Linked DNA regions of Homo sapiens: region 2 is linked to region 1. Evidence: chromatin loops called from intact Hi-C (ENCODE). Cell type or tissue: ovary. All regions are shown on one strand. Each heading gives the region's core, and the rest is flanking DNA. Links, peaks and the distances in the headings are about the cores only. Region 1 overlaps RCVRN (recoverin). Region 2 has its middle 36 kb from the start of DHRS7C.

What was found. Peaks named below come from ENCODE experiments on the same cell type or tissue, not always from the same donor. Only the 100,000 strongest peaks of a DNase experiment are listed, where the experiment ranks them.
Region 2: a loop joins it to region 1, with 2.5 times the contacts of the local background. A loop is called at or near these places in 1 of 110 quality-filtered maps.

Annotation. Positions count from the first base shown.
Region 1 is chr17:9,894,843-9,904,917 of GRCh38, reverse strand. It overlaps RCVRN (recoverin), which reads left to right. Exons shown (of 3, transcript NM_002903.3): 1 at 1-118; 2 at 3,818-3,929; 3 at 6,714-8,598. The coding sequence ends at 6,823. Among named protein-coding and RNA genes, the nearest start is that of RCVRN, 5.4 kb to the left of the region's middle. RefSeq lists an enhancer at 5,369-5,870. In ovary, for the core only: no CTCF peak of the experiment used is centred there; a DNase peak (open chromatin) is centred at 5,447.
Region 2 is chr17:9,750,538-9,760,612 of GRCh38, reverse strand. No RefSeq gene overlaps it. Among named protein-coding and RNA genes, the nearest start is that of DHRS7C, 36 kb to the left of the region's middle. In ovary, for the core only: no CTCF peak of the experiment used is centred there; no DNase peak of the experiment used is centred there.

The DNA of each region.
Region 1 (10,075 bases), core at 898-8,897:
CGCCCTGCACATGACCACCGCGGGCAAGACCAACCAGAAGCTGGAGTGGGCCTTCTCCCTCTACGACGTGGACGGTAACGGGACCATCAGCAAGAATGAAGTGCTGGAGATCGTCATGGTCAGTCTCCCCTCTCCCCTTCTGGCTGGGCGGTGCCGGGGTCGCTCCGGGCTGGGGGTCCCCTGCTGCAGCTGCTGCAGAGGGAGTGGATCTGTGGGTGGAGCGGGGGATGCGGGCCACTGGCTCTGAGAGCGTGGTGCTCCGAGATGCTGATATTGATAGAGGGGTGGGCACTTGCCCACAGCTTCGTTGTCTTCCCGGAGCAGAATCTGAGTGTTTCCTAATACAGCCATGTTATGCTTGGCTTCACGATGTTTGGGTCAACAACGGACGATATAGACCACTGTGGTCCCATAAGATTGTAATGGAGCTGAAAAATTCCTACTGCCTAGTGACGTCATAGCACAGTTACTTTATTTTTCAAATGCATTTAGTGTAGCCTAAGTGTATCCGTAAAGTCTGTAGTTGTGTACGGTAATGTCCTAGTTCTTCACATTCACTCACTACTCACTCACTGACTCACCCAGAGCAACTCCCAGTCCTGCAAGCTCCACTCATGGTGAGTGCCCTAGACAGGTCTACCATTTTGTATCTTGGTTTTTTATTTTTTATTTTTTTGAGATGGAGTCTCACTCTGTAGCCCAGAGCTGGAGTGCAATAGTGCGATCTTGGCTCACTGCAACCTCTGCCTCCCGAGTTCAAGCAATTCTCCTGTCTCAGCCTCCCGAGTAGCTGGGATTACAGGTGTGCACCACTATGCCTAGCTAATTTTTGTATTTTTAGTAGAGACGGGGTTTCACCATGTTGGTCAGGCTGGTCTCAAACTCCCGACCTCCAGCGATCCGCCAGCCTCAGCCTCCCAAAGTGCTGGGATTTACAGGCATGAGCCACTGTGCCCGGCCCATTTTTTATCTTTATACTGTATTTTTACTGCATGATTTCTATGTTTAGCTATGTTTAGATGCACAAATACTTACCATCGTGTGACAACTGCCTGCAACATTCAGGACAGTCACGTGCTGCACAGGTTTGTAGCCTAGGAGCAAAAGGCTGGACCATGGAGCTCAGGGATGTAGTCGGCTCTACCATCTGTGTTCGTGCAAGGATGCTCTATGATGTTCCCACATAGAAGTTGCCTTAAGATGTGTTTCTCGGAATGTATTCCTGTCTCTGAGCGACACGTGACTATATTTACATTTTTTCTTTCTCTCCATCCTTTGTTTCTTCCTTCCTTTATTAAAATGTCCTTTGAAATTTTCAGCAGTACACATTCAAGTTGAATCACTGTTCATTCTAAACACACAATATGCTTCTAATATAAAGTAGAAAGAGGTCAAAGTTGGGGGCATGAACTCTGAGTTCTAGTCCTCATGTTCTCCCCAGCGCGGGGCGGATCATGGCACCACGCATGAGCCCCCGCTTCCCACGCGCGGCGTGGCTCCCCGGCTCCTGACAGTTTCCCTGTGAGGCGCACAGGCTTCCATATGGTTCCCAACACGCCTTCTCCCCTGTCCATACTGTCCTCCTGTCAGATCCTTTGTTGTGAAAGTAATGGCAAAAACCATAATTACTTTTCCACTAACCTCGTAGGTGTCTTGAAAATGGTTTATCTGATATAAAAGTAACTCATGAAATTTAGAAACCTAGGCAAAAGAGACTAACAATTGCCTCTAATTCCAACATCCAGGGAAAACTTTTCTTAGTATATCAGTATATACCTTTTCAGTCTTTTACCTATATAATTTTAAATAATGTTAAAGCTATGACATATTCACATACGATTTTTTATCATACATTTTTCAGTTACTCTTTTATCATGAGTGCTTTCCATATCATTACATATTCTTCCAAAACACTTTTTTTTTTTCTTCAGACAGAGTTTTGCTCTTGTCGCCCAGGCTGGAGTGCAGTGGCGTGATCTCAGCTCACTGCAACCTCCCCCTCCTGGGTTTGAGCAATTCTCCTGCCTCAGCCTCACGAGTAGCTGGGATTACAGGCACCTGCCCAGCTAATTTTTGTATTTTAGTAGAGACGGGGTTTCACCATGTTGGCCAGGCTGGTCTCGAACTCCTGACCTCAGGTGATCTGCCCGCCTCGGCCTCCCAAAGTGCTGGGATTACAGGCGTGAGCTTCCGCACCCAACCTCTTCCAAAACTCTTTTAATAGCTGCTTGGAATTCTGGCTTATGGAAATGTGGAAATTATTGAACATTCCTATGTTTTTGGACATTAGGTTGTTTCCATTTCTTTCCTATTATACCAGTTCTAATTTCCTTCATTTGATTTTTTTTTAATTTATTCTTTTTCAGTCCCCCTGCCCCTGCCACTTACCTTATTCTTCTAATTCCATTCCTGTTAGTAGAGACTATTGTTTAGATGTTAATAACTTTGTGTGCATTGGCAATCATGCTTTCATTTGCATGATGACAAATGCACAAAAATCTTCCACAGTTATTAGGAGAAATCATAAATAAAACAGCAGAGCATGCAGCTTGTGGTCCATGGGCTTATCCTCAATGCTCAGCTCGGGCCTCCCATTCTGGCAGGCATGTGTCTCTCTCATTGTTATCTTGGCACAGCCTGCAGAGAAAGCTCCCTCGGATTGGCTGTGGGGTCTCTGGGTGGCCTGGGACAGGGACTAAGTCTTCAGAGTGGCATAAACAATGCAGGGCCCAGCAGAAGCCTACAAATTGATACTCATTGAATAAAAGGAGGAGGAAAGGGAGGAGGGGGAAATGAGGGAGGGAGAGAGGGAAGGTAGGAGTCAGGAAGGAAAGAGGGGGAAGCAAGGGGAAGGAGAGAAGGAAGGGAGGGAGGAGAAGGAAAGGAGGAGAGAAAGGAAGAAAGAAGAAAGGAAAGGGAGGGAGGGAGACTCCATCAATGGCTGGGGCTGTGCAAGGTGGCAGAAGGCTCTGCTATTCACCAGATTACAAGTTCATGGGCAGAGCACTGACTGAGGGAGTTAAAAGTGAAGGGTTCTAGTCCCAGCTCTGACTCCAACTAGCAGTGTTGCTGTGGGAAAACCATATAACCTTCCTGGGCCCAGGGTGAGGATTTGATTATTTTTGCAGTCTTTCCTGAGGCTCTGGAGGTCTGTCCCTCCGTGTTGGAAGTGGGGTGGGCAGGCACTCACTGCCAGCTTCTAGCTGGCACACCTGCACATGGTGCCCAAGGCCCTGCACAGATGGATAGGAGTGTAGGAGCCACCTACACTGGCGTCCAGCTCAGGGCTTTGAGTGCTGCCAGCGACGCTGCTGCCCTGGGCTGTGGCTTTGGCCTCTTTACTCCTTTATCCAGCACCAGGGGGCTGAAGGGAAACTTCTCAAAGCTGTCGACCTTCCCTCCAGGATAATTTCACAGCCATTATTGCCCCTGCCTGACCTGCTCACAGGTGTCTCCGGGGAGGCAGAACGCAAATGGTTTGCGAATGTTTTCTCCCATTCCATAAGTTACATTTTGATTTTGTTCATTGTTTCCTCTGACATGGAGAAGCTCTTTAGTGTGATGCTATCCTGCTTGTTTATTCTGGTTTATGTTGCCTTTGCTTTTGGTGTCATATCCAAAAAATTATCGTCAAGACCAGTGCCAAGAAGCTTTTCCCCTACGTTTTCCTCCAGCAGTTTGACGGTCTGAGGTCTTATGTTTAAGTCTTTAATCCATTTTGAGTAGATTTTTGTGTACAGTGTAAGATGTGGATTTTCCAGGGTTGCCAGCCCCTTAAAGTTCCTCCTAACGAGTTCTTTCTTTCTGTTTGGTACAGGCTATTTTCAAAATGATCACTCCCGAGGACGTGAAGCTCCTTCCAGACGATGAAAACACGCCGGAAAAGCGAGCCGAGAAGATCTGGAAGTACTTTGGAAAGAATGATGATGGTGAATTCCTTTTCCTTCATTGCCTTTGATTTTTCAACCATGGGCTGTTTCCTGGAAATCCCAACAAGATTTATTCTTCTGAGTCACAGTGTCCAGGCAGGATGGGGGACACCTCATTCCATTGTGCATTTTCAGAGCTGTTTGAAGGGTTGGACAGGGGAATGGCCTTAAGGGTGAGCAGGAGCCAAAACTGTTTTCTGTGCAATTAGAACAAGAGCAAACTTCAGCTCACCCTAGCTTTGAATTAATATCGAGTCCCAAGTCAGTGGGATCTGTATTTCTATGGTTTTACTTTGGGAAGTTGGTTTGGGTCCTCTGAGAAACACCACCAAGATAGGATTAGATTTAAATGAGATTGCAAGAGATTTATGGGAGGAAAGGCTGAAGAAGGAAAACAGGCTGGGATCGAGAGGAGGCTGGGAAAGCTATCAGACTGCCAAGCAGATCTGACCCCTGGCAGGGAGAGAGGGAAAGAAAGGAAGGTTAGGAAAGAAAGGAAGGTTAGGAAAGAAAGGAAGATTAGGTAAGTAATGCCCGAGACTGCAGTGCAGTCTGAGGAAGTGTTGACAGAGTCGATGGGGTGTCCTCAGTGCCCCTGTCAGTCTTGGTGCCCCTGCCCTGTCAGTCAGTGGCTGGAAGCAGCCCCCAGGAAGTGTGATCCTGCACTGTAGGCAGTGATGGACTCCAGCACTCGGCTGCTGGGGCTGTGTGTCTGTGATGCTTACGGCCAGCACAAGGATGCGGTAAAGGAGCTGGTATTAGGCTGGGGCTGCAAACACATATGGCTGGAGGGGCAGGAATGATGAAAACGAGTTATGTGGACAGTCATCTACAAGCAGTGGGGATTGGCAAACAGCAGAGGGTGCACCTCTGGTCTGATGGCTTCCAGCATATTCCATGTGGGGCTATGGAACCCGTGGTTGAGACATCATCTGATTTTTTTTTAAGAGAAGCCAGCCATGAAGACTTTAAAAATCCAGTGTGTCTCAACTGATAAAACACAGCATGGCCCAAACACATCCAAGGGTCCTGTATTAACCCCTTTGGTGACCTCTGGAGGCAGTCTTCTGCCAAGGTTCAAGAAGAAAAAGCTGAGCAGGATGCTAAATAAGGGCAGAGAGAGATGACCCTGCTCCTCCTAATCTGCCAACAAATGATGAAATAAGAGAAGCATGAAGGTCATTGGGGTAGGAGGAACATAGGACACAGAATTTAAGGAGGCGCTCGTTCTCAGGGGTCAACAATGCACTCACAGGACCTGAAAGTGAGCGCCTCCTTAAATTCGCGCCTTGGTACTTTACCCACCTTTCCCTCATCGGCCCGGATTGGCCCCTCACCTTTGAGCACTCTCTCCTCCTTGCACAGACACTGGCTACCAAGATGCCTTCTTTTGGCACTTTGCCCCACTGGCTCCTTAACTGGCTTCGCGACCTCCCTCTGGGTCCGTTCATGTGTCGAGCCCTGTGTTCTGCTTTTTGCTCATCTGAAAACCTCCCTGGTGAACATCCCGGGAGGGGATGACGTCAGAAGCCCCGAGGTCGACGTGTTACTCCTGTTCGTGATGTGTTGTACGTGTTTCCACGCGGCCCATCTGGAGACAATGCCTCAGGGCAGAGTCAGGCTTTGATGGTGGGAGTTTCAAGCTCTCTGTGAGCTCTCTGTGGGGTGGCTGGGATGTTAAAACCCAAATTTTACCACCCAGACTTGCGGAGGAAGCCATCCTGGATCCTAACCCAGAAGGGATTAAAGGTATCCAAAAGGCCCAGAGCATAAGTCAGAAATCACATTCAGTTCAGCAAAGCTTTGTTGAGCACCGACTCTGTGCTAGGCACTGTGAACATACAACAGAAAGGAGCATCTGTCTCATGCTAGAGGTATTTCTGCGTGTGACTGCCTTCCCCGCCAGGTCAACAGTTTCCCAGGGAGGGACTTCATCTCACTCTCTTCTATTGTACACCCCGCCTCCGCTCCCTGTGGTGGCCTTGGCTCCAAGCACAGTGGCATCTGGGCTCAGGACCATGCATTTAACTGGACTGATCTGAATACAGTTAGCCACCTGATTAAAAACACCGGAAAACCAGGTGTGGGCGCAACAAGGCTGTCTCTCAGTCCTGATCCCAAATAAGGAGGCAGATGAGACTGGGGGACGCAGGGATGGATGCATAGGAAGGGATCATGGCGGAGTTGTCAGCCAGGAATCATGGGGCTGCCTGTGTGCTGCAGGTGCCAAAGAGACCTCTCTGCAAGCCACACTCCCCCTGGCATGATCTCATTGGGCCCTTCACTTCTCACTCCTATTTCTGGAGGGATGTTGTTCCCTGCTTCTCAGCTGAGACTCTGGGCCTGACATCCAGATTGTTTTGCTATGCTCAGACCCCCAGAAGCTCCTCCTGAACTTGATCCTTGAAACTTGAGCTACTATAGAAAATAGAATAACAATTAATAGTTATTAATTATTGAAGTATTTAATAACCAGCAAGGCAGGGGCACCGGCCAATCGGAAGAGACACATAGCACAAGACTGGCATCTTGGGGGCCCCCCCAGTGCCAGTCATTCACCGCTCTTTGCTGGTCTGCAGGGAGCTCCAAGGGTCATGGGAAAGGAGGTGGGTATCTGGACTGGGGTGGGGGAATATTGAATACTCAGGGCCACTGAGTATTCAATATTCTTATAATAGATACATTCACACTGGGGATACTGGCTAGATGTCAGCCTCATCGCAGCTCACTTGGCTATCAATCCTGACTGTTTTATGTACGTATATATTTTTTCCCAATGCACAGATAAACTTACAGAGAAAGAATTCATTGAGGGGACACTGGCCAATAAGGAAATTCTGCGACTGATCCAGTTTGAGCCTCAAAAAGTGAAGGAAAAGATGAAGAACGCCTGATGCCAACTGTTCAGCTGTCCTCCCTCCACCTACCACTCACATGACACCCGTGAGCGCCTGTGCACACACACACACATGCACACACACGCGCGCGCACACACACACACACACATCCACCCCAGGGCCAAGAGAAAGGCCTGCACACAAGCCCACAGCACAGCTCCCTGCCAAACTGAAGCATCTGTAGTGACCCACTGGTTCCTTCTTCCTGGGTCTTCAGCATTCCCTCCCATCATGCCCGGTCCCACCCCTCCCTCTGTCCACCAGCCCATGGCCCTGTGCTAATCCCAGGATTAGGCCATAGGAGTCCTAAGTGTCACCCCGCTGTAAGCTCCTTTGTGGAGTGCTGGGTAAGCAGTTTCCAATAAACGCAAGCTGAGCTGGGCACGTGGCTGCTGGTCATCCTTCAACTGGAAAAGGAAATGATTTCTATCAGTCACACCTCAAAGACAAGGCTGTGTTGCGATGGCAGCCCTAGGCTGGGCTGCTTTGGTGCGGAATGAGTCTAATGCGGTCCTGCTGTCATGGAGCTCATGGTCCAGAGGGGACAATGAACCTGGAAGGAGCCATGACCAGTGGCCCAGGTTACCATGGAAACGTGCAGAGCACCAGGGGAGGACACAGTGGAAGGGGCTGACTTGTCAGGGGGGATCAGGGACCACATCCCTGACGAAGGGAGATTTAAATTCAGAACCACTGCACACGAGGCGGGGGACGGGGTCGGGGTGGGGAAGTCTCAAACAGAAGGCGGCCAACACAGAGCCGCTGAGGCATGAATGACCATCTCGAGTTCCAGGAGAAGGTCGGGGTGGCTGGAGGGTAGAAGGAGGAGGGAGAGCAAAGTGTGAGCTGAATCTAAAAGGTAGGCGGGGGCTGGACCACGCAAAGCCCTCCCTGCAGCCTGTGGTAAGCACTTGGGGGCTCACCATGGGGACAGCGGTGCCACTGTGGAGTTGGAAGTAGGAGGGGTTTATGTTTGTAAGAGAAGTCCCCAGCAGGCTAAAATAAGTCAGAGAGGAGCAACTGGGGGCTCCCTGGAGTCAGGGAGCCCGATGAATAAGCTTTTGCAGCCACTCAGATGGCCTGGGCCAGGGGAAAGGCAATGGGATGGAGAGGACCAGATCCAGTGAGGACACATTTAGGAGGTAGCATCCACCTGGCTGGCTGAGGGGGCAGGAGGAGAGAGGGCAGGAATGGCAGCCAGGCCTGTAGCTTGGGCAGTGGGTGAATAGCAATGCCATCTATGGAGATGAGAAATACAGAGAGTCTTTGGGGTTTCAGGGAACAATGATGAATTCAGCTTCAATATAGTATGAGGTGAAGGCAGAGCCATAGATGGCCCTAAAGCCCCTTGTTTTAGAGACAAGGAAAAGGAGTCCCAATGACAGGAAGCAGCTTGCCCAAGGGCAGCCAGCTGATGAGCAGAGGTCAGGCAAGGGCTACCCACCGGCCCCCAACTGCCTCCTCAAAGCTCCAGGGCCTGGGATACCCAGGAACTCCATCAGTGCATTCTCCAAGATCCCTGGATTTGTTGCTTTGAAGGCCCATTTATTCTCCAGCCTCAAGTTCCAAGATGAGGTCAGAAAAATGCATGGATACCCTGGATTCTTGACTGACCTGTCTGCAACCTCTTGAGGCTGAGGAGTCTCTAGTTGCTGGTATTGTGGTGATGCCTCCAGACCCCACTTTAGCCACAGAGATGACACAATCACCACTGCCAAAGAGCACTCCTCTGTGTGGAGAGCAAACGTGAGAATAAACACTTATGAACCGTGCACCATGCTAGACTCTGCCATCATTATTTCATTGATGGAGATGTTATTATCTGCACAATACAGATGAGGATACTGAGGGCAGGAAGTGTGAGTAGGAGTTGGTACTTAAACTGGAGTCCCTTTGATTACACCAGATTTCTCCAATAGTTTTGACCTGGACACAGCAGGATAGAGAACTCTAGGATTGCACAATGTCAGAGATGGAAAGGGGAAGGAGGCTACAAGGCATGAGTCCAGAGGTTCTGGGAGGAGAAGGATTATTACTAGAATCATCTACCCAAGGCATTCTCCCATGTAGACATAGTGGGCTATATAGAAGCCAGTTCAGTGGGAGATAAAAGACTCTGTGGGTCCAGTCCAGAGTGTTCTAGGAATATAACCAAAGGGCTCAATGCTCTTTCCACCACACTCCATGAATGAATCTGGTTGCTTCGAGGATGAGGCTGGGGGCTTTTCACTTCTCTCTGAGGTCAGTCTATCATTGTCACTTGAGTCTAAAAGGACAGACACTGCATAATTAGGTCCTTGCTGGTTTGTGGTTCAATGGGAGAGCCAAAGAGTGAAAACCTAATTAGTGCCTCTTTTTTTAGCTTAGGGTGGAAGGACCACTTGGGCTGAGATTCTCTACAGCTGTATGACACTTTGTGGAAAATAAAGCATGAAGTTCAACTTGGCCACAGGGAAGAGGAGGTGGAGATAGTGATGAGCTATGTCATCAAGACTCTTCCAGATGCAAAAGGTAGATGACCTGGCACAAATTATTGTGGCACAAATAGAAATTGCTTGGCTCTTATAGCTGAAATTCTAGGAGTAGGGCTAGCTTCAGGTATGGCTTAATCCAGGGGCTCCAACAATGTCCCAGAGTTCATTTCTCCCTCTCCTGGTTCTGGTTTCTGCTGTCACCACCATTCTCAGACAGGTTCTTCCCATGCTGGCAGGACGGTCACCAGCAGATCCAGGCTGCCTTCTTCATGGTTCCAATTTCAGCAGAAAAGAGAAAATGCTTTCTCTTAAGAGTCCCAGCCAAAGTGTCAGGATTGCATCTCACTGTCTCTGGTTAGTTATATGCCCATGCCTGACTCAATATCTGATGCCAGAAGGATGTACTGCTCTGCTTGGCCAGCAGATTTTTATGCCCATCCTTGAACTGAGGATAGAGTCAGGACAACTCAAGTTCCGTGGACTGACAGTAGGAGATGAGTGGTTTTTCCAAGAGGAAAATTGGGGTACTATAAGAAGGGCAGATTCTAAAAATAGATGTCTACTATAGAGACCTTGGGGAAGTCATTTCCTGTCTCTAGATCCCTGACTCCTCAAGTACATGTAAATTCAAGGGCAGAAATGGGTCTCATTAAGAGCAATAATCCAAACTGCCTGAGCTTCTGTTGCCACCTGCCCACATAAGATCCCAGCCCCTTGTGCAGTGTCTCTTGGGCATTTTTAGCATCTCCAGGAGGTGTCCCACACAGATTCACCC
Region 2 (10,075 bases), core at 1,259-9,258, 140 kb after region 1:
GTATGCACCCATGTAACCACCATGCAGATCAAGTGATGGAACTTTCTGTCACCTCAGAATGTTTCCTCATACCTAGTCAACCTCTACCCTCAGAAGTAACCACCAGTTTGACATCAATCACCCATAGGTCATTTTTAGCTGTTCTTGGATTTTGTGTAAGTGGAATCATAGAGTACATGCTTTTTTAGTGCTTGGCTTTCGTCACTTACACAATTTCTACATGAGTCATTCAGGTTGTACCAGTGGTTTGTATTTTTTTGTTTTTTGTTTTTCTGAGAGGTGTTCCATGGTATGAATATTTCACAACTTGTTTACTTCTAGGGATATTTTCTATTGACCTGTAGTTGTATTTATTCGTCGTGTCTTCTGCCGTGTCCATTCTACTGTTAAAAACTATCTCCTCAGTTCCTTAATGCTTTTTTTTTTTTTGAGATGGGGTCTCGCTCTGTCGCCCAGGCTGGAGTGCAATGGAGCAATCTCGGCTCACTGCAACCTCTGCCTCCTGGGTTCAAGCCACCACACCCAGCTAATTTGTTTGTATTTTTAGTAGAGACAGGGTTTCACCGTGTTAGCCAGGATGGTCTCGATCTCCTGACCTTGTGATCTGCCCGCCTCAGCCTCCCAAAGTCCTGGGATTACAGGCGTGAGCCACCGCGCCCGGTCCATCTTCATAGAAATTTCTAATAGTCAGTGCTGGTCTAGACTGAAGGAAAAATAATCAGAACTAAAATGATCATTGTTACACCAACCTAAGGGTAGACTAGGTTGGTTTGCTACCTTAATCTGACAAATGTTAGCCCCTTTGATAGATGCAGCAATCACTTATTTTTAAAACACAAACTTTTTTATTATATAAGTAATATGTGGCTCAATATAGAATCATATGAAAAAGCGGGAAAGCATAAAGAAGAAAAAAAATTCCCTTAGCCTACCTACCCATTCTTAACATTTTTTAGTCAATCCTTCCAATCTGGTCTTTCAAAAAATTTATATTTCAATAATAATAGAAATCATATTCTACCTACTATTTTGTAACCTGCTTTTGTTTACCTGAAATTATATCATAAACATTTTTCCAATTATTAGCTCATCACTCTCCTAGATGAATTCCTAGATGTATCAATTCTGGGCCATGAATATATTAAAGCCTTTTGCCACATAATACAAATTTATTGTATAGCAAAATTCATTTATTTTCACTCCCACTAGTAAATTATTAAAACGCTGGTCATGCCCTGCACTTTCCCAGCGTTAGATAATTTCATTACTTTTAAGCTTAGCCAGTTTGAAATGTTATCACTCATTCCAAACTTTTTTGTGGGCTAGGCGCGGTGGCTCACGCCTATAATCCCAACAGTTTGGGAGGCTGAGGCGGGCAGATGACTTGAAATCAGAAGTTCGAGACCAGCCTGGGCAACATGGTGAAACCCCGTCTCCACTAAAAATACAAAAATTAGCCGGGCGTGGTGGCGCATGCTTGTAATCCCAGCTACTTGAGAGGCTGAGGTGGGAGAATCGCTTGAACCCAGGAGGCAGAGGTTGCAGTGAGCCAAGATCGCACCACTGCACTCCAGTCTGGGCAACGGAGAGAAACTCTGTCTAAAAAAAAAAGAAAACTTTTTTGTGTTTCGTGCTGTTTATGTTTCTTCTATGAATTTTCTGTTCATGCTCTTTTCTATTTTACTATTTACCTTTTATCTGTAAACTACAGTTCATACGTTAACTGCTTATTAGCTATATATGTCATAAATGTCTTCCTTAGCTTGCTTCTGATGTAGAGAAAATTTAAAATTTGTATGCAATCCAAACTTGGCTCTTCTTATTATAGTTCTTCCTTTGCTTTTTTTTTTTTTTTTTTTTTTTGAGACAGAGTCTCGCTTTGTCGACCAGGCTGGACTGCAGTGGCGAGATCTTGGCTCACTGCAAGCTCTGCCTCCTGGGTTCATACCATTCTCTTGCCTCAGCCTCCCGAGTAGCTGGGACTACAGGCGTCCACCACCACGCCCGGCTAATTTTTTTGTATTTTTAGTGGAGACGAGGTTTCACCGTGTTAGCCAGGATGGTCTCCATCTCCTGACCTCGTGATCCGCCCACCTCGGCCTCCCAAAGTGCTGGGATTACAGGCGTGAGCCACTGCGCCCGGCTGCTTTTTCTGTTAAAAAGACTTCCCCAGTTATTTAAGTCACTATATTTTTTCCAGTTCTTTTATGATTCAATTTTTAGAAACAATTATTTTGACATAAGTTATTTGGTCTCCAATCTATCTTAGCATGTTTTTGAAGATGAATTAATTTGAGAAAATCTCATTAAAACATTATTTGTCCATGTAGAGTCTTCTTAACACCTAATTAGCGCTCCTTTGATGGGCAATTCATGTGCAAATAAAAGCATGTCTGTAATTTCGGGCTGTAGGCTAGCAAGGCAGCTACTGAGGATTAGAAGAGATTAAATAAAGAAATTATAAGAGGCAGACCACAATGGCTGGGTGCAGTGGCTCATGCATGTAACCTCAGCACTTTGGGAGACCTGACCTGAGGTCAGGAGTTTGAGACCAGCCTGGCCAACATGGTGAAACCCCATCTCTACTAAAAATACAAGTTAGACGGGTGTGGTGGCACCCGCCTGTCAACCCAGCTGCTCGGGAGGCTGAAACAGGAGAATCACTAGAAAGCAGGAGGCGGAGATTGCAGTGAGCTGAGATCGCGCCACTGCAATCCAGCCTGGGCGACAGAGCAAGACTCCATCTCAAAAAAAAAAAAAAAATGCAGATCACGAAAGCAGTAAGAATTACTGCAAGTGTTTCATTAGCCCTTTCTTCTGGTATATGTTGTATATATGATATATGCTGGATGCTAAAATTTTACATACCCCTTCTCTCTGCTGAAGCTCCTACCTTCCTTCTGTAGGGCAACACAAAAAGTAAGACCCCAATACGCCTCAGGCACTCTCCAAAGATGAGTGAGAAGTGGAGGCAGCTAGCTGGCCAATGAGATTCTGATGGGAGGCGCTGTTAATAATCAGCCCTTTGACCGGGCCGTGGTGGCTTACGCCTGTAATCTCAGCACTTTGGGAGGCCGAGGTGGGCGAATCACGAGATCAGGAGTTTGAGATCAGCCTGACCAACATGGTGAAAACCCATCTCTACTAAAAATACCAAAAAATTAGCCTGTAATCCCGGCTACCTGGGAGGCTGAGGCAGGAGAATCTCTTGAACCTCGGAGGCAGAGGTTGTAGTGAGCTGAGATCGCGCCACTGCACTCCAGCCCAGGCGACAGTGCGAGACTCCGTCTCAAAAATAAAACAAAATAAAATAAAATAAATAATCGGCCCTTTGATTCTGGAACAAGAAAAGATGCAAAGCTATGACTCAGTTAAAGAAAATAACATACACCACATGGCATCCTTATCTCTGAGCACCTTCAGAGAAAGCAAAGACCACATAGTCTCCCAAATGGTCATGGTCCTATAGAGGTGGGGACTCAGCTGGGCGCAGTGGCTCATGCCTGTAATTCCAGCACTTTGGGAGGCCAAGGCGGGCAGATCACCTGAGGTCAGGAGTTTGAGACTTGCCTGGCCAACATGACGAAACTCTATCTCTACTAAAAATACAAAAAAATTAGCCGGACGTGGTGGGTGCCTGTAATTCCAGCTAGTAGGGAGGCTGAGGCAGGAGAATTGCTTGAACCTACAAGGTGGAGGTTGCAGTGAGTCGAGATCACGCCACTGCACCCCAGCCTGGGTGACAGAGTGAGACACTCCGTCAAAAAAATAAAAAATAAAAAAATAAGGGGTTGGGGACTCAAGCTCAGCCCTGACATAGATCTTTTCATCCAAGTTCCAGCCAACTTCCTATGGCTAGAATTGTATGTCACATCATTTGTTTGTATTACAAATATAATTGAGAGATTATTTCAGTATGAAATATTCATCATCTCTTATGTTGATAAAGAACCTCATTATTTTGGAAAAATTTTATACACACTGTGAGAAGACCACTGAACTAGATAAATGTCCAAAAGTCTGAAGCTGGGGCTATCGAGCTATTGCTGGAGGAGACTCTAGGAGATCATTTAATTCCTATTTCCTAGTCCCTTTTATGCCACGACAGGCTCCCTGAACATTAGTCACTCCGTGCTCTGGGCCGCAGTCTACCCATCTATCTGTGTTATAGTGCTATGCCCCCTTTTATTCTCCCTTCACTTCTCCCATGCCCATCATTATTACCACTTGGTTTGAAGAGGATCGCATCTGCTGAGAGCACAAAGGTGGAAACTCAAACCACCCAATATGACAATTGCGGTACTGGAAGTATGGATCCCCCAACGCAGGGGCACTGCTGACTCTATGTCAAGGTCTAGGGAGGCAAACACAGAGGATGAAGCAGTGAAGGATGAGCAAATACACTTCAAAGAGTACCAGATATCAAAATAACAGAGTACTTGGTTCCATGTAGAATAAGGAAGTGGTGGCCGGGTGCGGTGGCTCATGCCTGTAATCCCAGCACTTTGGAAGGCTGAGGCGGGAGGATCACAAGGTCAGGAGTTCGAGACCGGCCTGACCAACATGGTGAAACCCCATCTCTACTAAAAAAATACAAAAATTCCCTGGGTGTGGTGGCAGGCCCCTGTAGTCCCAGCTACTCAGGAGGCTAAGGCAGGAGAATCGCTTTAACCTGGGACGCAGAGGTTGCAGTGAGCCAAGATCGCACCACCGCACTCCAGCCTAGGCAACAGAGTGAGATACCTTCTCAAAAAAAAAAAAAAAAAAAAAAAAAAGGGAATAAGGAAGTGGCTGAAAGATGATTATGTTCTCCACATTCAGACAGATCTAGTCCAGTTTAGAGGGTGTCTCAAATGAGAGCCTATTTTCACAGGAAATGAGGACATGAATAGCGAAAGAAAAAGTTGTCGAGAGATGATGCGTTTGACTTTTGCTGGGGTTTTTAAAACACATATTTGGAGATCATTATAAACAGGAGAGGTATGGACGGCAGATAAATAATTCTCAAATCATATGAAACTTGCTTAAGTAACTAATTTACAACGCTGAGAAAGGCTTAGTCATCCACTTAAAAAATTAATTAAGTTAATCAGTGAGCACATATCCTGGACTTGGCAGGCCAAGCTTTGTTCAAAGGTAACTAATGGCACAGAGAGCACCTCAAGTCCAAATGAGTACAAGCTGCAGGAGAGCATTTACGAGGTGTTATGGATTAAATGGTGTTTCCCTACAATGTTTATGTGTTGAAGGCATAAGCCCTAGTTCCTCAGAATGTGATCTATTTGGAGATAGGGCCTTTAAAGAGATGAGTAATTTAAAATGCAGTCACTAGGGTGGGCTCTAATCCAACCTGACTGGTGTCCTTATAAGAAGAGGAGGAAACAGCAAGGATGAGCGTGCACAGAGGAAAGGCCACGTAAGGACATAGCAAGAAGGCTGCCATCTGCAAGCCAAGGAGAGAGGCCTCCAGAGAAGCTGAACCTGCTGACACCTTGATCTTGGACTTCCAGCCTCCAGAACTGTGAGAAAAATTCATTTCTGTTGCTTAAGCCACCCCAGTCTGTGGCATTTTGCTATGGCAGCCCTAGCACACTAATGCAGAGGGTAGAACTGACCTGGGCTTGGAGCATCCTGAGAAGAGACCATCCAGCTAAAACTACTCGGATGAAGGTGTTGGTTAAGAAGTCCAGTAGCTATTCAACCCTTGCTTTATTTGGTGTTCTTTATGAAAGGTTTAATTTTTTAAAGTGGATGACTAAGCCTTTCTCAGCATTGTAAATTAGTTACTTAAGCAAGTTTCATGTGATTTAAGAATTATTTATCTGCCATCCATACATCTCCTGTTTATAATGATCTCCAAATATTTAATTCTTTTAATTCATTTATCTTTATTAAGGTGTGTGTGTGTGTGTGTGTGTGTGTGTGTGTGTGTGTGTGTTTAAGAATCAGAATTCTGACTCAAAGGACTGTGGAGCTTGTACATAAGCATCCACCATAGTTTTGTTGTCATAAAATGTCAGGTAAGGCAAGAACCTTGTGAGGAAATAAAAAGATTCTTTAGAACTGGTCTGATGCTTAAGAATGTAAAATTTATAACCCAACAATACATTCTCACATCTTGATGCTAACAGTAACTCTGCAATTGTGTTGCTCTCACCCTAAAGAATTTTCGACAGCATTTGTGTTAACAAAACAAAACATTCTTCCATCTCTATCCTTTCCCACTCCTTAATGGATGGATGGATGGATGGATGGATGGATGGATGGATGGATAGGCAGATAGACAGATATATAGGTGGATGGATAGATAAATAGATAGATGATAGATAGATAGATAGATAGATAGATAGATAGATGTTAGATAGACGATAGGTAGAACCCAGGTCCTCTCTTGTCCTCCCATCCATATCTTTGGGTAAAAGCACCTGTTTGTTGCCGAATGAGTCCTGGATGCCAAAATGGGTGTTGTTCAGAATGTTTCCACTTACCTTTCCCTTGGGCCCAGGAAGAATCTTCAGTCTAAAGAATGAAAAGAAAAGACCCATAAGAACAGGTCTTCCAAGGAAACGAGGCAGCTCTGGGAACACCTTTTCTCTCAGGATCCTAAGGCAAGACCTATTCAGCCCTCAGCAAGCCTGTCTACCTCTAGCTCTCCGTCTGCAAAAATGCCCCCTGCCCCTGAGCTATGAGAGAAAGGACTCCTTCAAGATGTTGTTGAGAGGAGAGGGCAGGGATATGGAACTGGGATGGATTCCACATGCAGATGTGCTGGGAAAGACAGCAGATCCAGTTGCTTCAGGAAGAAAATCAAGACTTTGTCCAGGTGCCCCTTGGCCAAGACAGAAACTCCCCTCAATCAGGGGACCCACTTACCTCCAAGGAATGGTGAGGCCATTCCTGTCCCCTGAGTCAAACCTGTATTGCCTCTCCACTGGACAATCCAAAAACAAGAAACAAACAGACAAATTCATCCCTGTGCGCTCTCTGAAAGAAGAAATATGAGCCCAGAGGAGGGTAAAAATAAATACCCACTTGAGGAAAATATTCCCCCAATTCGAGCATTCAGAAGCATGCCCCAAACACTGGGACGCCTAAGGTAAACTTACTTAAAACAGAATGTTAGTGACTTTTTAAAATAAAATGTGCAATACGCTTTTCTTCAAACTTCAAGTATCTTTCTAGCTAAATGAGGTAACTCTATGTTTAAAGTCAGGAGGGGCATCTGTTAAGACACTACTGAGTGTTACCGAAGGAAAAGTTCTGTATTTTATTATACTCGTGTGTATATTTATTATCTATTTTTTAAATTTTTTTTATTATACTTTAAGTTCTAGGGTACATGTTCACAATGTGCAGGTTTGTTACATATGCATACATGTGCCATGTTGGTGTGCTGCACCCATCAACTTGACATTTTAAATAATACTTGATTATATATTTATTACTTTTTTTTTTTGAGACAGAGTGTGGCTGTGTCACCCAGGCTGGAGTGCAGCTGCACGATCTTGGCTCACTGCAACCTCTGCCTCCAAGGTTCAAGCAATTCTCCTGCGTCAGCCTCCCGAGTAACAGGGGCTACAGGTGCCCACCACCAAGCCCAGCTAATTTTTTGGTATTTTTAGTAGAGATGTGGTTTCACCGTGTTAGCCAGGATGGTCTCGATCTCCTGACCTCGTGATCCACCCGCCTCAGCCTCCCTAAGTGCTAGGATTACAGGCGTGAGCCACCGTGCCCGGCCATATAGTTATTACTTTTATGAAAAGTCCTGTATTTATTGTACTGTTCCCATATTAATATTTGGACCCTTTGATGGTCTAATGAGATCGTCATGACCTTCACCTTTATCCGAACCCTTATCCTGCTTAATTATTCACCTCCTGACATAATCAAATGTGAAGAGGTTTGGCAAGGCATGCGACAATATATAAGCAAGATTCATAATTCCATTAATGGTTCTTACTACCGTAGCAGTGATGCCAGCTACACACACCTGTTCAGGAGCACTGATGGGGATGATGCACCTGCAAGAATTTGCATAGAGATGAGGCCCTTCCATGCACGAGGAAGTATATGGGGGCAGCCACCAACAAGGGCAGTCTTGCTCATGGGCACCTGTGAGGCCTCTCCCTAGAGACCACCAGAAATACTTTAGAAGCACACTGTAGAAATTTTCAGCATTGTGAGAGCCGCTGGAATTTGCGTGATTTTCATTGATGTTGCATTTCTGCCCACAGGTCAGTAAGGCCTTGAGAAGGTTGAGTTATGCTATCAATTCATTTTTACTTCTGTTACTGTGGAGCTATATCATCCATGCCTTTAATGTGTACACATAAAATTTATGAGAAATCAATTATAGTGGATTGGCAAAATATATAATAAAATGATAAAACAATGGGTGTGTGCTGATACCGCCTGTTGGAATACTTTGTGGGATATTTGAAGGGTTTTCCAACTTTGAGAAAGAACCAAAAGACGTTTTTCATGTGGCCGAACTCATAGGTAATACTAGCTAAAAAGATATCCTTACAGGTGAAATGGAATTAAATAAAGGCTGTTGAGAAACTCTGACTAAAGATGTCTTAGAGGAACGAATATAAGCATCTTAGTTTTGGATGGAACACATTTAATGTTCCATAGTAACACTACATAGGGTATCCTGCCCTTCACGTGTGATCTACAGTCACTTCCAGAGCAGTTTTGACTGATTTGCAAACATAATCCCCATATAACATGCAATGCCGGCTGGGCGCGGTGGCTCATGCCTGTAATCCCAGCACTTTGGGAGGCTGAGGCGGGCAGGTCATGCGTTCAGGAGATCGAGACCATCCTGGCCAACGTGGTGAAACCAGGTCTCTACTAAAAATACAAAAATTCGCCAGGCGTGGTGGCATATGCCTGTAATCCCAACTACTCGGGAGGCTGAGGCAGGAGAATCGCTTGAACCCGGGAGGCAGAAGTTGCAGCGAGCCGGGATCACGCCACCACATTCCAGCCTGGGCGATGGAGCGAGACTCCGTCTCAAAAAAAAAAAAGAACAGCTCTGAGAGCTCTGGCTGTACTTTACTCCCTGATTCCACTTGGCACTTGAACATGGTGCTCATTATGATTATTAGATTCACACTGATACAGGACTTCTCATATGAAAAGGTAGATTGGTCTATTTTCACATTCACTTCTCTGCATCATGGGGAGGCAGAGAAATCAAACATTAATCCAGCCTAAAGAGGTTAAAAGTCACTTAACTAGTAAATAGCCCACTCAAGAGCTCTGATTTCTAATCTAGGCTCTCTTCTCCCCAATTAATACACTCTCTATATAGAAAATTCCAATAAGCATACTTTTCATGGCACTGTGATAATTTAGCCCATGTTGATGAGGAGCTTACAGTCCAAAGTTAAAACAAGTTAGATAAACATCTCAATATATTTTAACTGTACGAGGCTGCATGCTGGATATACCAGATATACATAGAAACCTAAATGTATAACAGTATGTAGGCTTTCACCAGTTAAAAGGAAATGACCAGAAGGGGACTTGGTTAGGTCATGGAAGAAGATCAGAAGGGATGGGAGAGATGGATGGGGCACTGGAGGATTCAGAGAACTGTAGAACTGGAAGGGAATGTAGCAAGAGGGCAGTTCTGTTTTATAGATGAACAACTCAAGGGCTAAAGAGGAAAAAAAATGACATGCTGAGCTAAATCTGTCGAGTAGATGAAAGGGAAGTGGTTGGGCTGGAAAAAGCAGGATGCAAGCCATCGAATGAATGGTTCTGTCTAAAACCGCGTGGGAAACAAGGAGGACTAGAGAAAAAAATGAGTCTAGAAGTGAATGAGGTAAGGGGGGATGGGTGGGAAAATGGCAGACTCACTGAGGGTGATGGTCACTGTTTCTGTGTTGATGGCTGCCAGCAACTGTGTCCTTCCACGGGAGTCAGGAGCATTCAGCGGACATCTGTTTCTGGCGTGACCTCTGGAACCAGAGTCTTCTCCTCCTCCGCTGTCTGACAGTCCCCAGTTTCTGCTTCCTGTCCACTCCTTTGATTGAGTTGTTTTTATCCTGACCCGCATTAATCA